2 separate regions of the Homo sapiens genome follow, and region 1 is linked to region 2. Evidence: read pairs that join two places in POLR2A ChIA-PET (ENCODE). Cell type or tissue: Panc1. All regions are shown on one strand. Each heading gives the region's core, and the rest is flanking DNA. Links, peaks and the distances in the headings are about the cores only. Region 1 holds the start of LOC101927787 (a long non-coding RNA gene). Region 2 overlaps TARBP1 (tRNA guanosine 2 -O-methyltransferase TARBP1).

What was found. ChIA-PET counts read pairs that join two places held together with the same protein. Peaks named below come from ENCODE experiments on the same cell type or tissue, not always from the same donor. Only the 100,000 strongest peaks of a DNase experiment are listed, where the experiment ranks them.
Region 1: POLR2A ChIA-PET joins it to region 2 with 9 read pairs; 3 of 35 experiments call an interaction of 5 or more read pairs at or near these places.

Annotation. Positions count from the first base shown.
Region 1 is chr1:234,638,645-234,651,974 of GRCh38, reverse strand. LOC101927787 (a long non-coding RNA gene) reads right to left here and starts at 5,686. Exons shown (of 4, transcript NR_125944.1): 1 at 5,470-5,686. It overlaps LOC105373207 (a long non-coding RNA gene), which reads right to left and starts at 4,915. Exons shown (of 3, transcript XR_949286.3): 1 at 4,704-4,915; 2 at 4,003-4,104; 3 at 2,519-3,273. It overlaps LOC124904554 (a long non-coding RNA gene), which reads left to right. Exons shown (of 2, transcript XR_007066950.1): 2 at 1,045-1,287. RefSeq lists an enhancer at 8,558-8,852 and a silencer at 8,558-8,852. In Panc1, for the core only: no CTCF peak of the experiment used is centred there; no DNase peak of the experiment used is centred there; H3K27ac peaks cover 3,591 bases.
Region 2 is chr1:234,464,964-234,475,095 of GRCh38, reverse strand. TARBP1 (tRNA guanosine 2 -O-methyltransferase TARBP1) reads left to right here. Exons shown (of 30, transcript NM_005646.4): 2 at 2,285-2,382; 3 at 3,839-3,908; 4 at 7,446-7,594; 5 at 9,388-9,440. Among named protein-coding and RNA genes, the nearest start is that of TARBP1, 9.1 kb to the left of the region's middle. In Panc1, for the core only: no CTCF peak of the experiment used is centred there; no DNase peak of the experiment used is centred there; H3K4me3 peaks cover 137 bases; H3K27ac peaks cover 874 bases.

The sequences.
Region 1 (13,330 bases), core at 4,828-9,827, 170 kb before region 2:
TCCAGCCTGCGCAACAGAGCGAGACTCTGTCTCAAAAAAAAAAAAACAAAAACAAAACAAGTGGGCAAGAATTGCCAAATATGCATAAGGAAAATTATCTCAGAGAGGCTGGGGGTGGGGGTGAGTGGACAGATCAGCTTAGCCTCTAAGGTAGGGCATGTATATGCTTGTAGTAAGAAGTTATATAAAGGGCCTTCTCTTTATAGGAACAGTAGCTTCTGCCCTAATCCTAGGTCATTGTCATCATCTACCCAAAGGGGTAGGCAGTAGACACTTGATGAGGGTGGAACAGGTGAAAGTAGTAAAGGCTGCTTGTAAGAGGTGAAAAGAAGGGCTATTCAACAAACGGTGTTGGAACCAGTGGCTAGCCACTTAAAAAAATAAATTAAGCTCATTCTTACCACACTCTTTCCCCCAATAAATTCCATGTGTATAAAAAATTTAAAGGTAAAATTTGAAACCATAAGGTTTAAAAAATCATGGGTGTGTTTATTGATCATCTCTGTCTAGCAAAGTCCTTTCTAGTGTAGAAGCCACAGATTTAAAAAATTATAAATTTAATGCCATAAAAGTATACATCCTTTTGTATGACAAAATTACCTTTAAAAATGTGACAATCAGGGCAAATACTTGCAACATATATGAGAAACACAGGGTTAATTTTCTTAAATTATAAAAAGCTGGTACAAACCAATAAAGAAAAGCTGGCACGAATCAATAAATTAAAAATTGGGCAAAGAATATGAATGGGCAGCTTATAAGGAAAGTCACACAAATGTGTGATAAGCACACTTACTTGAAATTAAGAATGCATATCCAAATCATAACAGGATGCCATTGTTCACCTAATTGGCAAAAATTATAAAGTGTTCACCTAATTGGCAAAAATAATTAGTGCCTGTGAAGATATGTGGAGAAAGGAACTCATAAATATTGTTATGGGGACTGTTAACTGGTGGTCATGTTGCTAATATTAATAGACTCATCTGAGAGCAATTTAACAATAGCAATTGTAATTTTCAATGTATGTTCCCTTTGATCCAGGAATTCCACTGCTTGAATTTAGATTACTACTACCTTGACAAAATTATACCAAAACACATCCCAGCACTTTGGGAGATGGAGGCGGGAAGATCACCAGGTCAGGAGATCGAGACCATCCCGGCTAACACGGTGAAACCCCGTCTCTACTAAAAATACAAAAAATTAGCCGGGAAACACTTGCTACTGTTTTAGACCACTACGTTTGGGGGTGATTTGTTATGTAGCAATAAATAATAGAAATAACCATGATCCCAAATTTTTGTGCACATTCGTGTGTGTGTGTGTGTGCGTGTGTGTGGTGTTGTGTACACAATTGGCCCTTGAACAACATGGGCTTGAACTGTGCAGGTCCACTATGCACAGATTTTCTTCTACCTCTGCTACCCCTGAGACAGCAAGACCAATCCCTCCTCTTCCTCCCCACTGCTCAGCCTACTCAACATGAACACAATGAGGATGAGGACCTTTAGGATGATGCACTACCACTTGACACATGGTAAGTAGATTTTCTCTTCTTTATGATTTTCTTAATAACATTTTCTTTTCTCTGGCTTACTTTTTTCTAAGAATACAGAATCTAAGACATATAACATATAAAATAGGTGTTGCTTGACTGTGTTATTGGCAAGGCTTCTGATCAACAATAGGCTTTTGGTAGTTATGTTTTAGGGGAGTCAAGAGTTATATGCAGATTTTCAACTGTGTTGGGGGATCGGTGCCCCTAACCCTCATGTTGCTCTAGAGTCAGCTGTACATGTATATGCGTACACACACACACACACATACACACACACAATATTTTTATATATGCAAATGTACATCCACATTTGCTGTGTTTTGCATAATTTTGAGGCAATAGAGAACAGAAGGAACTGCTGAGAATGGTTATTTTTGAGTGGTGGACTGGAAGGCAGGGAAGCTGTGATAGTTAATTTTAGGTCTTAACTGGATTAAGGAATACCTAGAGAGCTGGTAAAGCCTCAAATCTGGGTGTGTCTGTGAGGGTGTTTCCAGAGGAGACTGGCATGTGAGTCAGTGGACCGAGTGGGAAAGATCTGCCCTCAATGTAGGCGGGCACCATCCAATCAGCTGGGGGCCCACATAGAACAACAAGGCAGAGGAAAGGAGAAATCTTTCTTTCTTTCTCCTGGACCTGGGACACCCTGTTTCTGTTGCCCTTGGATATCAGAACTCCAGGCTTTTCAGCCTTTAGACTCCAGGACACCCTGGGTTCTCAGGCCTTTGGCCTCAGACTCAGAGTTGCACCATTGGCTTCTCTGGTTCTGAGGCTTTTGGACTGAGCCATACTGCAGGCATGCAGTTTGTGGGCGGCTTGTCATGGGACTTCTCTGCCTCCATAATCATATGAGCCAATTCCCCTAATAATCCTCTCTTTATCTATCTATCTATCTATCTATCTATCATCTATCTATCTATCTATCTATCATCTATCCATCCATCCATCTATCCATCCATCTATCTCCTATTGGTCTTGTCTCTCTGGAGAACTCTGACTAATACTAAGATCATCTTTGTTAGAAATGGAATGTTAATGCTCTGTCGTTGCCTGTATGATCTATAATTTTTTTCTTGTGTATCTTTTAAAATCTTTACCTGGCTTGGGAGGAAACCATCCTTTTTTCTGCTCATATTAGCTTTTCTAGAGTCTGGAAGCACGTAGTTTCTGCACAGTACCAACCTGGACTGAACAACAGTAATATGCTTAACATTATCCAAAACTGATTCTTGTTATCAATTGTGCAGTCCTTGGAGTCATATTTGAAGGTCCACATCCTGGCTCCATCATTTCCATCCTCTCTAAACCTCAGTTTCCTCTTCTGTAAAATGCAAATAATACCTGTACCTACCTATATTTGTTATCTATTGCTGTATGATAAATTATCCCAAAACTTAGCAGCTTGAACCAGTAAACATGTATTAGCCACAACTTCTGTGGGTTATGAAGCCAAGCACGACTCAGCCAGGAGCTTGTGGCTCAAAGTATCTCATGAGGTTGCAGTCCAACTACTGTCTGAGGCTACAGTCCCATCTGAAGGTGTGACTGGGGCAGGATCTTCTTCCAAGTCCATGCACGTGGTTGCCAACAGGATTGCATCCAATGGAGTCGGTTGGACTGAGGGTTCCACTTTCTCCCTGGCTGTTGGCTGGGGGTCTCCCTCAGTGCTTTGTCATATAGACCTCTCTACAGGGTGGCTCATGGCATGGCAGCTGGAGCACCAAAGACAGAAGCCACAGACTTTTTACAATCTGATCTTGAAGGGGACATCCTATTATTTTGACATACTCTACTCATTCAAGACAAGTATATGAATCCAGTCCACACTCAAGGAGAAGAGATTATACAAGGAAGTGAATGCTAGGAGGTGAGGATCAACAGGGGTCATCGCAGAGACAGCCTACCACAAGACCTCATAGAGTGGCTGTGAGCATTAAATGAATTAATGTCAGTGTTTAAAACATAGTATTGCTCAACAAATAGAAGGTCTTATTAATATTATAGATATCCGTCCATGTTTAACATTAAATACCAAATGTTCTCTTTTTTTTTTGAGACAGAGTCTTGCTCTGTCACCCAGGCTAGAGTGCAGTGGTGTGATCTCTGCTCACCACAACCTCCACCTCCTGGGCTCAAGTGATTCTCCTGTCTCAGCCTCCCGAGTAGCTGGGACTATAGGCGCACACCACCACGCCTGGCTAATTTTTGTATTTTTAGTAGAGACAGGGTTTTGCCATGTTGGCCAGGCTGGTCTTGAACTCCTGACCTCAAGAGATCCACCTGGCTCGGCCTCCCAAGGTGTTGGGATTACAGGCATGAGTCACCTTAAGTGCTCTTTTTCTGCAACTAATTTGTGTGAGATTTCAGAGAGGCCCTTTGGCCAGAAATGTACTAATTTATCCACCTAGGTGTTTTCTCAGATTCCCCAGGGCAACACTGACTTAGGAGCGGCTCCTGCCAAGCAGTGATGTGGGCTGGGCCTGTCATGGCTTTGGGCCCTCTCAGTACAGCTCATCAAGCAGTCATCAAGTCTGTATTAGTGCCTGTAACAAGAAGGAACCCAGGTAGTAACTGAGGACCCAGCAGTGAACCAGGCATGTGTAATTTCTGCCTTTACAGGGCATGCAAGTTACTGGAGGGGGTTCAGACAGAGAAAAGACAACTTCAGCTATTCCTGGGTGCTCTTAAATACTGATACCCAGAAAGGCATAAACCTAAATGATTACTCTTCTCTTACTACCTCAATATTTGAGGGTAAATGAGGAGGTTTATTATTGTTAATTATTTAATTTCAGAAATATATAATTTATTTAATTAAAATCTATTTAATACCTAAAATGTTACATTTATGAAATTTACTAACACCAAGTATGCCCTCACTCTGGTGGAGGCAGGAAACTAAACTGCTTGCCACCGTCATGACATCAGGTTCACAATGTGGTGCTACTCTGGTTTCCTAGGAGACTTAGCCCTGGCACAGGCACACAGCTGGACACATGCAAATAATCGCTATCCTCGCCAGGTGTTCAGCTGCTCTTCCTACAAGCATCTCTACAGTCTCAAAAAGTATATATTCATGCATTCAACAACTATTTTATGAACAATAAGCAAATGCTATATTGGGGTGCTCTTTGGATCCCACCTATTTCCAAATTTCCAAGACTGCATTCTCCCCATTCATTGTCCTCCAACACAGCTTTCGAGACCATGAATTGGGGTCTTCCGCTCATAGGCATGCCCAGCACAGCATAAGGTAGAGAGCAGAACAGGAGTCATCAGAGTGGACTCTGAATCAATCACAGAGACAACAGCAATAAGCCACAAATACTCAACAAGCAGGGAAAAGGGGCAAGGGAGTACAGTTATAAAGCGCAAAAGTTCTCCAAACATTTTAAACATTTTCTTCTCACTCTTACGATTCCCACTTTCTGTGTAGGAAAACAAAGAAAAAGAAATGACTTGTATGAGGCACATCCTCCAGAATGAGTTGACCCAGAGTCTTTATGGAATGAGAAGGGAGAGAATTCATAATTAAATAAACAGCAAACAAACCTCAGGACAAAGTTACCCCTTATCTTACCTAAACTCTACAGTATTGTAATTTACTCAGTCAATCAATAAGTATTTTTTAGCATCTACTCTATACCAGGTACTATTCTAAGCTCAAGTTTTATCATGGTGCTCCAGTTTTCTCCTTGTAGTATTTACATTCAATAAACACTTATTTCTAAACCTACTGGCGTGCAGAGCTATAATCTGTAACCTATCGTACACTTCTGAAAAATATTAACAGAACCTTAGTTGGCAAGATCAAGAACTCATTAAAAATGGGGTTTAGAGAATAAAAATTTAAAATGATACTATGTTTGAGTAATTACACATATATATGTAAAAATATATACACAAACCAAATATTCAGGAAGATACCAATTCTGAAACAAGCTCTGTCTATATTAAAGAACTCCTCCGCTGGAAATGTTTTCTCCGTAATCTCCTTCAGATATTTAGTATATATCTGTGATATCATGATTTTCTAGGGCATATTCTCCAACAAATGTCATGTTACATAAGCTATGTGTTCTTTCATGTTTAGAAACTAGCCCTTACTGTGAAGTATAACATCTTCTTGCACTCACATCCTCCCTTGTTTTATTTGTGCAAATCTCAGCAAAATCTTGTGTAACTGTATTAGTCAGCTTCACTGCATAACAAACAATCCCCCAAAATCTCAGTTGTTACGTCATCAATGTATTTCTTGCTCATGATACACGTAGGCTATGAGTCTGCTATGGCTCTGTCCCATGTGTTTTCTCATCCCAGGATGCAGCTGAAGGAGCAGCTCCTATCTGGAAAATGCTTTTCTCTTGGAACAGGGCAGAAGAGCAAGAGACCAAGTGGAACCACATGATCACATTTAAAGCTTCTGCTCCTAAGTGGCATATACCTTGTCTACTCATACGTCATTGGCCAATGAAAATCACATGAGCAAGCCTGATAGGGACAGGGAAGTACACTTACTTATAAGGGGTCTAAGGCAGGGATATATAACCCTTTTAAAGGAGAAAGGACAAATAATTGCAAACAATGCCGTAATCTACTACAGTAACCACTTGGCAACTTCCCAAAATATTGAGGAACTTAAGGGCACATTTTTTTTTCTGGATCTACATTTCTATCCATTCATTGAAGGGTAGAACACAGGCAGTTCCTCAATCCTGGCATGCATAACCTACAGGAAAGGAAAGTCATCACTGTGAAGGATATTGAACTGAGCCCAACATCTGCTAAAAGATCACAGATTTTGAAATTTTAAAAAACAAATGCTGAACCTCATTATTACAACACTAGGGTTAACAAAGGATTGCCATAGTTTACTCAGCATTATCCTGGCAACTTCATTTCACTAGTGTCCAATTTTGTTTTTAGTTTCCTGGGATTCAAAACCAAAAGAAGGGAAAGGAGTGGCAAACATTCATGGTAACACTCGTATAATGCTCTAAAATTTATTTAAATAGCACTTCCACATTCACAGTAATTGCAGAAGTGATGAACACAGTTAAGAAGGACATGCTCTCCTTGGGGAATTAGAAGTAGGAGAGGCAGGATAATATTTGCTTTTATATGAGAAGTAAAATTATATTGTAGGGACCTAAATCATTGCAGGTATCTGTTTATGACATTTGTTGGAAAAAACTGGGACAGGATACTGTTTTCCTTCCTTTAATAATTTTAAATCACCTCCTACATGACAGGCGCTGTGAGATGAATATCTCATACTTACATATACACGCGCCTATTATTTCCACATCTCTGATTTTTCCCTGTACCCAGGGATTTACTTCTAGTCATAAAAGATGGCTTACCTTAGATTTCCTGCCATAAAGCTCCTTCCCTTTATACTAAGTCTTACTTTCTACAGTTGGCTTAAGAGACACATTTTATAATGAGAAAGCTAAAATGGAGTCTTTTTAAAGACATGCCCAAGACACACATAATAGCAAGATGACTACTTCATTCCTTAATTTGTGGTCCATTGAGATGACTGATTGACATATAGATAGTCAGACAGATCAGTAGATACATAAATAGCTACATGGATGAAAGACAGATGATAAAGAGAGAGAGAGATGAAACACAGACGATAGAGAGAGATGAACAGTTTCTCACCCTTGGTGTACGAAGTGAGGAAGTCAAGGTAAAACAATGGCAAGCACTATGCCTCGGTCATAGTACCCACTTCAAATTGGAGAGCATGGTCAAGTCAACCTTCTAGAAAGAAACAAGAGCCGTGTCAACTTTGTCATTCAAATAAATGTCCACTATGAATACTGTGCCTTCTTAAAGAACTTGGAGCTCAACATTTTGACATTTCATATAGTAGCTAGCACATTATGACCATGTAGTAGATGTTATAGTGAATTGTGTCCCCCAAAATTCATATGTTGAACCCCTAACCCCACTAACCTCAGAATGGGACTCTATTTGGAGACGGGGTCTTAAAGAGGTAATTAAGTTCAAATGAGGTCATTGCTGTGAGCCCTAATCCTATACGACTGGTGTTTTTTAAGGAGAGGAAATTAGGATACAGATGCACTCAGGGTGAAATCCGTGTAAGGTGAACTGGTGAAGGTGGCTATCTATAAGGCAAAGAGAAAGGCCTCAAGAGAAACCAAGCCTGATGGCACCTTGATCTCAGACATCTAGCCGCCAGAATTGTGAGAAAATAAGTTTCTATTGTTTAAGCCACTGAGTCTAGGGTACTCTGTTATAGTAGCCCTAGCAAACTAATATAGTAAATATTTAAAAAATCAGCTTCTCTTCAATTTATTTGGAAAAAAAGAGACAGTATTACCAATACTTACATTTATGTAGTAAGGCAGCATGGAAAATGGGTATATACTTGCTTTTGTCTGGGCCTGGGTTCAACTCACTGGCTCTACCACTCTCTAGCAATGCATGTAACCTTGGACAAATTACTGAATCTCTTTGTGCCTCAGTTTGCAGATCTGTAAAATGGGGTAATAATAGTACTTATCTCACAAAGTTGTTAGGAGGAATAAATGAATTAATAATATTTGAAAGCACTTAGAATAGTGCTTAACACATTGTGACCAATGCATAAATATGAAATACAACAGTTGGAAAGTATTGTGAAATCCAGTCTATAAAATCCTTTTAAATTCTAACAATTAAAAAAACATGTAAGTGTATTCTTATTACAGTGAGAAAATATGTCACAGCATTCAGAGTTTCTAGTCTGTTTAGTAGAAGGGTTATTGGGTTGAGTTTGCATTTTGGGGAAGAGGGAATGTGCTCTAACGACGAAGATGGTCATGACCCATGCACCCTGATGTCAGTGATTGTGAACCATTTCCGGAGAGGATTTTAACATTTGCCAAAGCTTTCACGCTTACTGGCTTTCCCCGCAACATTCATTGCCATGAGAACCATGGAGAGGGTACAGAATGTGTGCTGAAAAATGTTCACAGGTGCTATTTGCACATGACTTGCTGTAGGACGGGGGTAAACACAACTTGGTTTCTACTGGTCAAACTTTAACTCAAGATAAACTTGCTGACTGTGAAGTGTACCGCGTGATTGTTCAGTGTGTGACAGCAAACATAAACAGTCGGGGGAGCGGGGGCGTCCCAGGGTCCAGGGACCAGTGTGTGTGTCTTTCAGGAAGGCCAGCCTGGCTGCAATCTGCTCTGGTCGGGCGGCACCCCGCAGCTTGCCTCTGCTTGTGGGTTGTCAATGGGGAACATCACATGGTTGACTGTGAATGTGTTTGGGGACTTAGAGCTCCCAGCCCACTGATTTTTAATACTCATTATGGTTTCTGCTTGGAAATCCTGAAGGACTGGCAACTGCCTAGATAGCAGTTTTGACCAATAGAATCTTAAACAGAAATGACCAGTCATGGAAAATGAGTTTTTTAAAAATTAACTTAAAAAAATTTTAGACTCAGGGTATACTTGTGCAGGTGTGTTAGAAGGGTATATTGCATAATGCTGGGGTTTGGGCTGCTATTGAATCCATCACCCCAATAGTGAACATAGTACCCAATAGGTAGTTTTTCAGCCCTTACCCCACTCCCTTTGTCTCCCCTTCTGGAATCCCCAGTGTCTACTGTTTCTGTCTTTATGTCCACGTATGCCTATTGTCTAGCTCTCATTTATAAGTGAGAACATGACATTTGGTTTTCTGTTTCTATGTTAATTCACTTAGGATAATGGCATCCAGCTGCATCCATATTGTTGCAAAGGACATGATTTTATTCTTTTTTAGGGCTGCATAATATTCCATGGTACCACATTTTCTTTATCCAGCCCACCAGGAATGGGCACTTAGGTTGATTCCATCCTCTTTGCTATTGTGACTAGTGCAACTATAAACATCTGAGTGCAGGTGTCTTTTTGACATAACGATTTCTGTTCCTTTGGGTAGTTACCCAGTAGTGGGGTTGCTGGGTCAAATGGTAGTTCTATTTTTAGTTATTTGAGAAATCTCCATACTGTTTTCCATAGGGGATGAACTAATTTACATTCCCAATAACAGTGTATAAGCATTCCTTTTTCTCCACATCCTTGCCAGCAGCTGTAATTTATTGATTTTTTTTTTTTTTGAGACGTAGTCTTGCTCTGTCTCCCAGGCTGCAGTGCAGTGGTGTGATCTCAGCTCACTGCAACCTCCACCTCCCAGGTTCAAGTGATTCTTCTGCCTCGGCCTCCCGAGTGGTTGGGACTACAGGCACACGCCACCAGGCCTGGCTAATTTTTGTATTTTTAGTAGAGACGGGGTTTCACCATATTGGTCAGGCTGGTCTTGAACTCCTGATCTCGTGATCCGCCCACCTCGGCCTCCCAAAGTGCTGGGATTACAGGCTTGAGGCACCACCCCCAGCCTATTGACTTTTTAATAGCCATTCTCACTGGTGTGAGATGGTATCTCATTGTGGTTTTAATTTGCATTTCTCTGATGATTAGTGATATTGAGTATTTTCTCATATGTTTGTTGGCCACTTGCATGTATTCTTTTGAGATGTGTCTATTCATGTCCTTTGCCCACTTGGAAAATGAGTTTTATAAACCAATTGGGAAAAGAGGAAAGTGTCATCAATAGGGAGATAGCACCTGAGATAGATTTTGGAGGATATGACTTCTCTGAGATCAAACTTGCCTTTGATACACTGGGAACATTTTTATGAGCATAAAAATTCTAAAAGAGACTTGAAATATTTTTCTCTCATGTCATTTCAATCCATGGAGCTATTAAAATTTTCAAAACTTCAGGGCAAGAAAGATATATATCATCCGAATGTAAGCATTTGAGTAAGCAATCTCTGCCAGGGGTGGGGCGGGTAGGTTGACAATACTTAATATATATTTTTATTTACATAGAACTGAGCCATTGCTAGCCTCACATATCTAGAAAATAGCTTAGAAACAATGAATTTTTTAAAAAATAAAACAACACTTGAGAGACGCTTTTCTTATGCTTTTCTCAGAGAAGAACCAGCCCTCAGTTCCTGACTTGAAAAGCATTTATGTTTATTGCACACATATCCTTAACCAGTGTGAGTTTCTCTATGCCCACAGCAATTTAGAAATAGAAAATCAGCATTAGGGAGAAGGCTTTGCATAGTCTTGCACACTAACAAGAGGTAACTGCTGATGGCCCAAAGAAGAGAGCAACAGAAAAAAAATGTAAAAAACAGACAGGCACAAGAATTCCAAAAGGCACAGTAATTTGGGACCTCTCAGGTGTGCAGGCAAATATTTCTCTCCCTCTCTCTTTCTCTCTCTCTCTCTCTCTCTCTGTGTGTGTGTGTGTGTGTGTGTGTCTTTCTCTCTCACTTCTCTCTCTCTCTCCCCCCAACCATGGCCTAAACCTATTATTTTTTATCCGATAGCAGTGAAATCAGTTCTTTTTGTGATAATGTTACAACCAAGAAAAGAAAAAAATAAGAAGTTAAATAAAGTTCCTCCACTCTTTAAGAAAGCAGGGGCGGTTGAGTTACATTTTAGAAAGTGTTCTGCCAAAATCTTCTCTTTTGTTCCTTCTTTATTCCCTTCCTCCCTCCATTCCTTTTTTCTTTTTCTTTCTTTCTTTCTTTCTTTCTTTCTTTCTTTCTTTCTTTCTTTCTTTCTCTTTTCTTTCTTTCTTTTCCTCCCTCCCTCCCTTCCTTCCTTCCTTCCTCCCTCACTCTCCCTCTCTTTCTTTCTCTTTCTTTCTTTCCTTCCCTTCCTTCCTTCCTTTCTCCCTCCCTCCCTCCTTCTCTCTCCCCCTTTCTTTTTTCTCTTTCTTTCTTTTTCTTTCTTTCTCTCTTTCTTTTTCTTCTTTCTTTCTTTCTTTCTTTCTTTTTTCTTTCTTTCTTTCTTTCTTTCTTTTTCTTTCTCTCTCTCTCCCTCCCTCCCTCTCCTTCCTTCTTCCCTCCCTCTCTGCCCACCTCCCTTCTTTCCTTCCTTCCTTTCTTTCTTTTGGTGCTTTGAAGGACCAGCTCTTACTTGCCTAGAACTCAGCAATCCAGAATGGCTACAAAGCAAGCTGAGATTTTATGGTGTTTGTGCCATCATTTGCCAGTATATAGATGTGGGATTACACACTGTGTGATCAATGTTAGTTCCTATCCTTTAAGAATCGTCTCATGATTTTTAAGTTCCTGAACAGCCGAACGATTGTTGAAGATACTGTTACTTGAAAGGAAAAGAAATAAGGAGAAAAAAAATGAATGGAGGGAATTGTTAGATGATATGTTAGAACAAACATGACATCATCAACATAGTGGGAGGGTAAAAGGGAGTTCCCTTAAGGCACAAACAAAATTTCACCGTCCCATTTATTTTTACTTTTAGTTTAGTTCACAGACTTCAGAACCTGCTCATTATCACCAAATGCTCTTTCAAATGATGAAGTACTGAAAGAAAAACCTAAGTCACCTCCACATATGATATATAAGAAATGTTGGCACATCCAGATCTTCCTAAGGAAAGAGGGTTTGACTACAGCAATGTTGAATGCAAGCCTTATCAATTGCATCCTTCCTTCCTTCTTCCCACTCATAATACACACATATGCCCCTTGTATGTTAGGAACATTGTACTGGAGGGAATGTATAAAAACTCTAAGTTAATTCTTTTCTGAGGGCTTGCTATCAGCCAGGTACAGGGTTAAAGTACAAATACTTGATTATCACTTGACCACACCCTTGTGAGGAAACTGATGCTCAAGAAATTTAAGTAAAGTTTCTGAAAGACACACAGCTTGCAAACAACAGAGATGGGATTTAAAACAAGGTTGTTTATTAACCACTGGGCTCCACTACCTGCCAATGGGGTGTAAATAGTGATCCCTGGAAATAAATGACCCCCATTTTCTTAAAGGGCAGGGATAGGTTGAGAAAAATAGCCACTTTGATGGTATAGACCTGGAATGTGTGGAGGACCTTTGCACTACGCAGAATGGAATTGCTGGGCCCACTGATGTCGCTTAATAATTGACAGATGGCCTGTCTAAGTGACTCACATGCAACTCAGATTTCAGGGCTGGAAAGGCCATGGGCTAATGTGGAAAGGAGGTGCATCCCTGGGCAGGTTCTGTGGCCAACCACCCTGTTTAGACAGCTCTCCGTTCACAGAGAGCTTTCTGCTACAGTGAGCAAAATGTTTACAACCTGATGCCAACTTTTATCATACATCGAGAGGCTGCCTGTAACCAAATCACCCCTGCCCTGGGCAATGTGCTCTGTGTACAGATCTCCATCAGTCACACAACAGGTGCTTAATTCTTGGTGACAAAAGGTGACCTCAATTTCTTTAAAGATATAGCAAGCCCTAAGGATCCAATTATATGGAGATTGGGCCAAGTGATCCTAGAGGCCTTGCCTTCCACTATTTTGAGGTATTTACAAAATGCAGATAAAGGAATTGGAAAATAGAAATATGTAAACTGGGAGAAGAGAGAGAGAGGGAGAAATTGACTTCTGAAATTATTAGCCTGTCAACCTAACATTGGAGAAATATAGCAACCATTGATGAAAATATCAAGTTGTCAGCACTTAAACAGAGTGCTAAGAAAGCACTAAGCTGTACAACCATGTAACACACCAAGCCTCTTGGACTAACACAATTTCCTTATGAGACAAAATGGAATATGATGAAGCTGCAAATGCTTTGCCTCCACACTTCAGTGAGACCAGGCTAAGCAGGTGGGCCTGAGTCCTAGATACTTGGGCAAAGGTTAGACTCCTTAGGAGTAAGCTTGGGCGAG
Region 2 (10,132 bases), core at 1-5,000:
GATGTGGACTCCCTCAGCAAGCTGTGAGGCTAGCCCACCTTGGTCTTTAAAAACTTGTCAAAATGCCATTTTTAAAACTGCTTTTTGGGTGACCATGTCTTGCTCCTGTGCCAGAAGTAGAACAGATAAGTGGCCTTTCCATTCTTGGAGCGCCTTCCTTCCTTTTAGAATTCAGGTTGCATTGTGACCTCAGTTCTGATGCTCCCCCCACCCACCGCACAACAGTTTAGGATTTTGTAGATTTTTCAGCCTTTCCTCTTTGTATGACAATAACGATCTCCTATGGTTTTCTATGTCCTAATGAGCAACTGAAACGATACATATCTAAATGCCTTTATTTTGTCCTCATATTTCATTGATGGTTTGACTGAGGGTAGAATTCGAGCCTGGAAGATATTTCCATTCAAAATTTTAAAGGTATCTATCTATTGTCCCAGAAGCTAGAGCTTCCAGTATTGCTGTTGAGAAATCTGAAACCATTCTGAATCCTGTTTATTTATACAGGAACTGTTTCTCTCTATGGAAGTGTGTAGGATCAGTGGCTCTAGCATTCTGAAATTTCACAGTTTTGATAGGAGTCTATTTTCATCCTTGTGCTGGGCACTTGCTGGACCTCCTGTGCAATCTGGAAATCATGTTCTTCAGTTCTGGGAAATTTTCTAGAATATTCTGTGGATTATTTCGTCCCTTTCTGTTTTCTGTTCTTTTTTTAGATATTGAACTTCCTGGACTTTCTTGAAAGCATCTTTTCTCTCCTAAGGATTTTCTATGATTTTGGATTGAGTTTTTTTTTTTAAATGTCCCCTTTGTGTGTGTGTGTGTGTGTGTGTGTGTGTGTGTGTGTGTGTGTTTTAGAGACAAATCCTCGCTCTTGCCCAGGCTAGGGTGCAGTGGCGTGATTATAGCTCACTATAACTTCAAAATACTGGGCTCAAGTGATCCTCTCATCTCAGCCTCCAGAGAAGCTGGGACGATAGGTGTGCACCACCATGCCCTGATAATTTTTTAAATTTCCTTGTAGAGACAGGGTCTTGCTATGTTGTACCAGGCTGGTCTCAAGCTCCTGGCCTCAAGCAATCCTCCTGCCTCAGCCTCCCAAAGTGTTGGGATTACAGGCATGAGCCACCAAGCCTGGTCAGAATGTCCCCTTTTTAATAATATCCTGTTCTTATAATACTACTATCTTCTTAAGATATTGCTGAAAACTCTTTTAAAAGTTTTCTTCTACCTGTGTAATTTTGTTTTCTCCAATTTCCTCCTCCCACTCCATTTGTTTTGGTCTTGATCTTTAGTGTAGAGGTTTCCCCAACTGTCTGATGATTCTTAGATCCCTATTTATGTTTAAGGATAAGAAATCAAAATTGGGTTTAAAGCTCTAAGCCCATGAGTGGTGCTGTTGACTGAACTTCACCATAAGGTGATTTGGCCAAGCCATTTCATTAAGGAATCTCTGATATATTTTCAGATCTTTCCTCCTGGGCTGGCCAGATTCTGCAGAGAACATCTTCCAGTTGTCTGATGCATAGTGAGGGCCTGGCCAGCATTCTAGGACCTGAGGGGGCAGGTAGAGAGGAGTCGCAGCACCCAGGGTGCACACATGTTCGCTGAATCCCCTTTGTCAGTAGGACTAATGTCTGCTGTGTCCTGTGCCTCCCAATTCAGAGACGCACTATTTTACCTTCTCCAGAAAAGCAGTTCTAGTCTTTTCCTGTTCAGGACATAGGAAAGTGGCCTGGGGATGTGACTGTTTCTTAAACACTGAACACATCCTCTTTGGTTTAGCCTCACTTTTCACTCCACTTACCAGAGTAACTTTTGCAGCCACTTCCTTTGGTTCCGGGGGATTTTGCAGCATAAATCAAATTGTTTCCTGGCTTTCCCTTTGTCAACTTAAAATTCTCATGACTTGAGTCAACTTGGTTTTCATCTGATTTTCAGATTCTGTATTTTATTGCTGTTGTCTGCCCCCAGTGTTCTCCATTCTTTTGGGGTTTTGCCCTTGAAAAATCCTTTACTGTTATAGTGAGATTCTTAGGGAGAGAAAGTAGAGTTTATATGTGCAAATCTGCCATTTTTACCCAGAACTCCAAAACAGTAATCTTAGTGCAAAAAAAAATCTCCCTCTGAGATTCCCAAGCCCCCTATCCAGGCTCTGATACAGGGGCACCTCCATTATTAGAGAATCCATTTGGTAATAGTGGCATTATTTTAAGAACTGCTGTCATTGAGAAACTTATGAAATTTGCAAAAGGAAGAACTAATTTTCTTTTTTAAACCATATCAGGCCCAAGTCTGTTTTGGTGGTCTGAGAGGAAAAAAGATGAGCTTCTAAAGTTTTGGGAAAATTATATTTTAATTATGGAGACTTTAGAAGGAAATCAGGTAAGTGTTTTTCTATTTTAGCAAATCCTACAGTAGATAACAATTTTTCTTTTTTAAAAACATTCATTAAAAGCGATACAAAGAGACTAACTCAGATATAGCTGGTGATGATAGAATCCAAGTATACTTTGTTGTCTGGCATAAATGCAACTTAGAGTGTAAGTTGTTTCAGGAAGTTAAAGAATACTTTCAGTTGACAAATTATTCAAAAATTTGATCTTCCCTTGCCATTCTAAAACTTTAACGTTTATCAGTATCAGTATCACCCAAATGGCTTATTATAAAGTATAAATTGCCATGCCCTGTCCTCAGACTTTCTGGTTCAGTAGGTCGGGGTGGGGCCTGGGACTTTTGAGTTTTTTTTTTTTTTTTTTTTTTTTTTTTGGAGACAGAGTCTTGCTCTCTCGCCCAGGCTGGGGTTCAGTGGCACGATCTCAGCTCACTGCAACATCCGCCTCCTGGGTTCAAGTGATTCTCCTGCCTCAGCCTCCCAAGTAGCTGGGACTACAGCCACGACACTGGCTAATTTTTGTATTTTTAGTAGAGATGGGGTTCCACCATGTTGGCCAGGCTGGTCTTGCACTCCTGACCTCAAGTAATCCACCCGCCTTGGCCTCCCAAAGTGCTGGGATTACAGGCGTGAGCCACCGCACCCGTCCAGGACTTTTGAGTTTTTTACAAGTTCCCAGGTGATATGTATGCTGCTGTTCTGGGAACTACACTTTGAGAACCATGGTTTCCATTCTGCAAGTTGGGGACCACAGAGGTGCCAGCCATCTGTGGAGTCATTGTGAGGTGTCAATCCAAATGTGCACCAAACCTTGTTTGTGGACTTAAATAATTACTTATATGTGCTAAATATATATAGATGCAAGGATGAGGAGTAAAGAAAAAGCATTTCTAAATTCAAATTAACTTTTATGGTTTTCTTTAATCAGTAGATCCATAAAACCCCCATTATTTATTTAGAAACCCAAATTTATCCATATTTTGAAGGATATGTAAATTAATCTCAAGCAAACGTGTCAGCAACTTTGGCTATGTGGTATTAAGAACATGGAACTCCGAACTGGCCGTTCTAAGCGTGTGCAGCCATGAACAACTTGAGTGACTAGAGAAAACATTTCAGTGTCTTTTTTCTCTTTGTAATATCTTAGTATTGGCAGTCCTACCTGCCTGCCAGGACAGTTGAGGATTCTATGACATGATTTATGATAATCACTGTATAAATGGTAGACTTTAATGTAGCTGTAATGTGGTTATATTCATTAGCTTTGCCATACTCAGTCTTACATACCTGAATCATACTATTGTTTGAAAAACTGGATAAATCAGGCTCTTTCTACATATGTTTTGTAGAAACAGAAGAGCTACTGTGAAATAAAGAGATGAAAATTGCCTGACATTTTTCAAGATGCATTTTCATTTCATATGATTTTTTTGCTCTTATTTTTAGATACATGTTATAAAGCCAGTTTTACCAAAGCTAAACAATCTGTTTGAATATGCGGTGTCAGAGGAAAATGGTAACGATTACTTTTATTTTATTTTTTAATAACATTTATGGTTTTCCCCTGATTTTGTAACTAATTCCTGTTCATTGTAGAGAATTTTGAAAAACTATAAAAGTGTACAGAAGAAAATATAATCATCTTGTAATGCTGCCACCAAGAGATAACAGTTGTTACCATTCCAGATACACACCTTCTGGATCATGTTGTTCATGTTTATCTCACTTAGCATAATAACTATATGCATCTACTCATATCCTTAAATCGTCTTTAAGAGCACAATTTTGGGCCAGGCGTGGTGGCTTATGCCTGTAATCCCAGCACTTTGGGAGGCAGAGGTGGGCGGATCACCTGAGGTCAGGAGTTCAAGACCAGCCTGGCCAACATAGTGAAACTCCGTCTCTACTAAAAATACAAAAATTAGCCAGGCATGGTGGTGTGTGCCTGTAGTCCCAGCTACTCGAGAGGCTGAGGCAAGAGAATCACTCGAATCCAGGAGGCGGAGGTTGCAGTGAGCCAAGATCACACTGCTGCACTCCAGGCTGGTGACAGAGCAAGACTCCGTCTCAAAAAAAAAAAAAAGAACACAATTTAAAATAGCCACAGAATTTTCTACAATTAAGAGATAAGGTTAATTTTTTAAACCGTTGATGATGGAGAATTTCAAACATTTATAGAATGAGAAGAGTGTGTGTGACGCACCTACCACCCTCTTTAATAACGATCGTCTCACGGCCAGCCTTGCTTAGTGTATCCTATGTAGCCTTCCCTGTTCCCTTCTTGCTAAATGGTTTTGAAGCACATCCCTAGATATCCTATCATTTTATCTGTGAATATTTCAGCACATTTCTTTAAAAGATAAGGACTCGTCGATAGGGTTTCAATGATGACATAGTCTGTGGTTTTAATAATTGCTCTTTTTTTTTGTTTTTGAGATGTGGAGTCTTGCAATCTGTTGCCCAGGCTGGAGTGCAGTGGGATGATCTCGGCTCACTGCAACCTCTGCTTCCCGGGTTCAGGCAATTTTTTTGCCTCGGCCTCCCAAGCAGCTGAGATTACAGGCATGCGCCACCACACCTGGCTAATTTTTGTATTTTTAGTAGAGACGGGGTTTTGCCACGTTGGCCAGGCTGGTCTCAAACTCCTAACCTCAGGTGATCCACCTGCCTCAGCCTCCCAAAGTGCTGGGATTACAGGTGTGAGCCACCGTGCCTGGCCAATAATCACTCTTTGGTATGAATATATCTTTTTAACTGGTTTCCATTCTTATTCTCTTAGTATATCTTTTCCAGTGTTTCTTAAGTTTTCAGTTATTGTTCTGTATCTTGTACTTCTTAGGAAGAGAAAATTCCGGGATATAATTTCAAATGTGTTTATAAGCCCTTGATCACTATATTATGAGAGCTTTTTAGGAGATACACAATGAAGCTGGAGCTTCCTAAATGTATTTTATAAAATTAAGTTTAATGAAATAGCTAAATGCAGCCCAATAGTGTTTTGGCCTGTGTTCATATGAATGATAAAATGCCACATTATTGTGTTTACACATGAGAATTAACCTAGGTAAATGGTTTTTAGTGCCTACTCTAGATAATTACAGTTTAATAGTTTGACCCCTTAGGAATTGAGCTTTATTCAGCTGATTGCTGTAGTTGTTTTCTGATACACTGGGATTTTTCACAGACCATAAGCATCTGTAGTTGCACCTGGGGCTAGAATTTAATTGAATCTTGTTGTGACTTCACTTATTCATTTACCATTAAAATGATGCTCTTATTACCACATTTTGCCCACAGCTCTTGAGAAACCAAATCAAATAGCAGTGACTGATTTTGAAAAATTACCATTGCCAAAGAGTTGAACAAGCATCTTGGTGTAAATTACAAATAATGGATTAATTTATTTATAGAATGTCATGAGTTAAAAATGCTGAGTATTTTTCTCTAATAGAAGTAAAAGATATTTCAAAAGAGTTAGAAAAATATCTCTAAGATATTTATTTATTCCATGGTTTTGATTTGCTCACTCATTTATATATTTACTGAATAAATATTTACTTAGTGTCCAGTACATGCTATTAGGTTGGTGCGAAAGTCGTTGCGGTTTTTGCCTTTTTTTTTTTTTTAAAAAAAAAAAAAAAAAGGCAAAAACCGCAACGACTTTCGCACCAACCTAGTAATTATTGGGGGTAAAATGGTGAGAGAGATGTGGTATTTTTCACCTGACTTTTGTGTTTTCCATGAAAAAATAGTTTTGATTGTAAGATATATGAGGGGAACAGACAAGGGGCTGATGAAATGGACTCAAGGGTGAGTGGGGTAGTCAGGGAAGGCCTGTCTTATGATGACATCTAAGCTAAGAGTCCAGGCTGAGAAGGCACCACCTGGGACACAAGCCCTGAGATGGGAGCAGCTGTAGGAGGCAGAACAGAAGGACCAGCAGGGCTGCAGCAGAGTTGGTGTGTGGAGTGGGGGATGAGGTTGGAGTGGCAGTCAAGGTCAGTTCATGCCTTGTTTGGACTTTATTCTAAGAACAATGAGGAGATGTTGAAGGATTTTAAGCAGAGGCGTGACAATTTCATATTTCTGTGTGAAAAATGGATTGAAGTGGGATAAGAGAAGAATTGGTTGAAACTATTCCAAATCTGAAGTTCCAACCTGCATGCATGGGGTAATATTTAATTTTTGTACACTGTAGCAGTTACAGCATTCGTTTACAGTCTTTCTTATTTTTTCAAGACAGAGTCTCACTCTGTTGCCCAAGCTGGAGTGCAGTGGCGGGGCCTGGGCTCACTCTAACCTCCGCCTCCCAAGTTCAAGGGTTCAAGCGATTCTCGTGTCTCAGTCCCTCCCCCACCAGTAGCTGGGATTACAGGCATACACCACCATGCCTGGCTGATTTCTGTGTTTTTTAGTAGAGATGGAGTTTTGCCATGTTGGCCAGGCTGGTCTCAAACTCCTGGCCTCATGTGATCCATCTGCCTCGGCCTCCCAAAGTGCTTGGATTACAGGCATGAGCCACCATGCCTGGCCCATTTACAGTCTTTCAAAATTAAGCTGCCTGAATACGGAATACTGAATACCAAAATTTTTTTGGTTGACATACTCAGATGTGACTAAAAACAGTCTGGGTGCGGTGGCTCATACCTGTAATCCCAGTGCTTTGGCAGGCCGAGGATGGAGGATCACTTGAACTCAGGAGTTTGAGACCAACCTAGGCAACATTCTGAGACCATGTTTCTAAAAAATATTTTAAAAATTGTCTAGGCGTGGTTTGCATACCTGTAGTCCTGCTAGGAAACTACTCAGGAAGCTGAGGCAGGAGGATCGCTTGAGCCCTGGAGTTTGAGGCTGCAGTGAGCTAGAATTTTGCAATTGCACTGCAGTCTGGGTGACACAGTGAGAACCTGTCTCTCAAAAAACAGTAACAAAAACTTCTTGTAGTGTTATAATGAAGTTATTGTGTGTGTTTGTACATTATTTATGAGTATGTAGTCTTGATGGTGAAATGAAGACAGAATCAGATGTCAACATTTGATGTTTGTTTCCACAGGATGTTGGCTCTTTCACCCATCCTGGCATATGTGTATTTATAAAAGAATGTTTGAAAGTGAAAACAAAATCCTGTCCAAAGAAGGTGTTATCCATTTTTTGGAGCTGTATGAAACAAAGATTCTTCCATTTTCACCAGAATTTTCTGAGGTAATGACACCCTGTCCCCTTCCTTGCTCCCATTGTTGAAAGGCGAGAGGTAAAAATACACTAGGATTCTGTATCAGCAAGTAACATTTTGGAGATTTGCATCCAACAAATCATATTTCTCTAAACCCAGCTTTCCTATTTGGAAAAAGCTTATGTTGTTTCTCAACAAGCCCAACGGTAGAACTGCCTGTATTATTACCATTGTGAAAAAGTAGTTGTATATTATCGATATTCAGAACAGCGTTAAGTCAAGAATCGTAAGCATAAGTCAAGTTTTCACTATATGAAAACTGGTATAGAAGCTATCAGGTGATGCTGTTGTCACCGTTCTGAGCCACTGATGACTGTTATTTGTTTAGTGATGCTACTGCCTCAATTCTGACTCAATGAATTGCTGTTGTCTACTATATGAAATAGGGATTGCCTTCTAAGCAATATTTATTAGAATCTGTACTTCCATTTGTCAGGAACTACGTGAGGCAGAGACAGTGGGAGTTATAGCTGTGATTTTAAGTTTTATATTATGGTGTCATGTGAGTCCCATGATGACTTCCTTAGGTAGAGTAATCTACCTCTCATTTAGAGGTGACCTAAGTCAATTTTTTTCTTCTTTTTCTTTCAATAGCTGTTTTTTTTTCGAGATGGTGTCTCATGCCTGTCACCCAGGCTGGAGTGCAGTGGCATGATCTCGGCTCAGTGCAACCTCCGCTTCCCAGGTTCAAGTGATCCCCCTGCCTCAGCCTCCTGAGTAGCTGGGATTACAGGTGGGTGCCACCACACCTGGCTAATTTTTGTATTTTTAGTGGAGATGGGGTTCCACCATCTTGGCTGGGCTGGTCTCGAACTCCTGGCCTCAAGTGATCCACCTGCCTTGGCCTCCCAAAGTGCTGGGATTACAGGTGTGAACCACTGTGCCTGGCTTCTTCTTCTTCTTTTTTAAAAGAATGATTGAATATATTTCTCAGATAGTGATATAATTTTTTTGTTTTTGAGACAGAGTCTCACTCTGTTGCCGAGGCTGGAGTGCAGTATCGTGATCTCAGCTCACTGCAACCTCTGCCTCCCAGATTTAAGGGATTCTTATGCCTCAGCCTCCCAAGTAGCTGGGACTACAGGTGCACGCCACCATGCCTGGCTCAGTTTTGTAATTTTAGTAGAGACAGGGTTTTGCCATGTTGGCCAGGCTGGTCTCAAAATCCTGGCCTCAAGGGATCTGCCCACCTCAGCCTCCCAAAGTGCTGGGATTATAGGTGGGAGCCACTGCACCAGCCTAAGTCAGTTTTTTCTAATTATTTTAATATATGCTGTGGTATATTGATATGCATCATGTTTCTACATTCTATTATTTCTGCACTTCATGTAAGCTTGCTTTTCTGACCAGTATCTAATAGTAATTTTTGAGTATAATTTTTTTCCTCTTTATCCTCTAGGCATAGGGGCTTAAATTTTCTCTTGAGTATCTTTTTGGTTTTCCTGTCATTACCTTTATTTTCTAGCATATGTTTCTTCTTTGGCTTCCTTCCTTCTTTCTTGACCCAACACATGAACTCTCTTTTTAGTATGGCATAAATTTTAATCAGGTGGGAAAATTCTGTACTTACTTTGTTTTTCTGGTAGAATTAAGCTTCCCCTCCAGGACCAGCACTAAATTTAGCCTGCAGCGTAAGAGATCAGCTTTGCTTATAGCAGGTCTTCTGTAAGCCTGTGTAGGATGTTCAATCAGGGAAACTGACTTCAAAATTGTATTTACAACTAAGTTTCAATTACGTGTCTTTTTTTTTTTTTTTTTTTAGTTTATTATTGGACCATTAATGGATGCGCTTTCAGAGAGCTCTCTGTATAGCAGGTAAAGAGACATTATGTTATGAAGTATTTGATACATACATTTCATGTTAAGAGACATGACCAGATTGTTTCATGCATTTGGCACATACAGTATGTTGCTGAATAGACAGTTGAGTTTTTCTTATCATGTGGTCCTTTTTCTATCTGTTATTCTTCTTGCATTCTGATTTGCATCAAGTGTTTCTCCTTTGTTTTTTCTTGTTTCCTTTTTCTGCCTTGAGCTGCTCTATTCTTGGGCTGTTGGAAACTATGTCTTCTACAGCACACTTTCTTCTCCCTACTGCTGCTTCCTGCTCTCTTGGAAGTTGTAATGATTTTGACTAACCAACACTTTAAACTTATTTTCCTTTTTCTTTTAACTTAGTTTTACACTTACAGAAAAGTCTTGAGAATAATCCAAAGAATTCTCATTTCCCTTTCACCCATATTCCCTGAATGTTAAGGTTTTACTGCATTTGCTTGATCGTTGCCTCTCCCTGTGTGCGCATCTTTCTTAGCTTTGTCTACTGACCAGACTTACTCATTTATATCTGTTTGAGTGCCTGTCTGTCCGCCATCCATCCATCCATCCATCCATCCATCCATCCGTTCATCCATCCATCCATATTAAGAACCGTGAATTCACACCAGGACGTCCAGTTTTAGTTCAGTACTGCAAGGTTCATTCTAACCTTTTCCTTTCCGTATCTGACA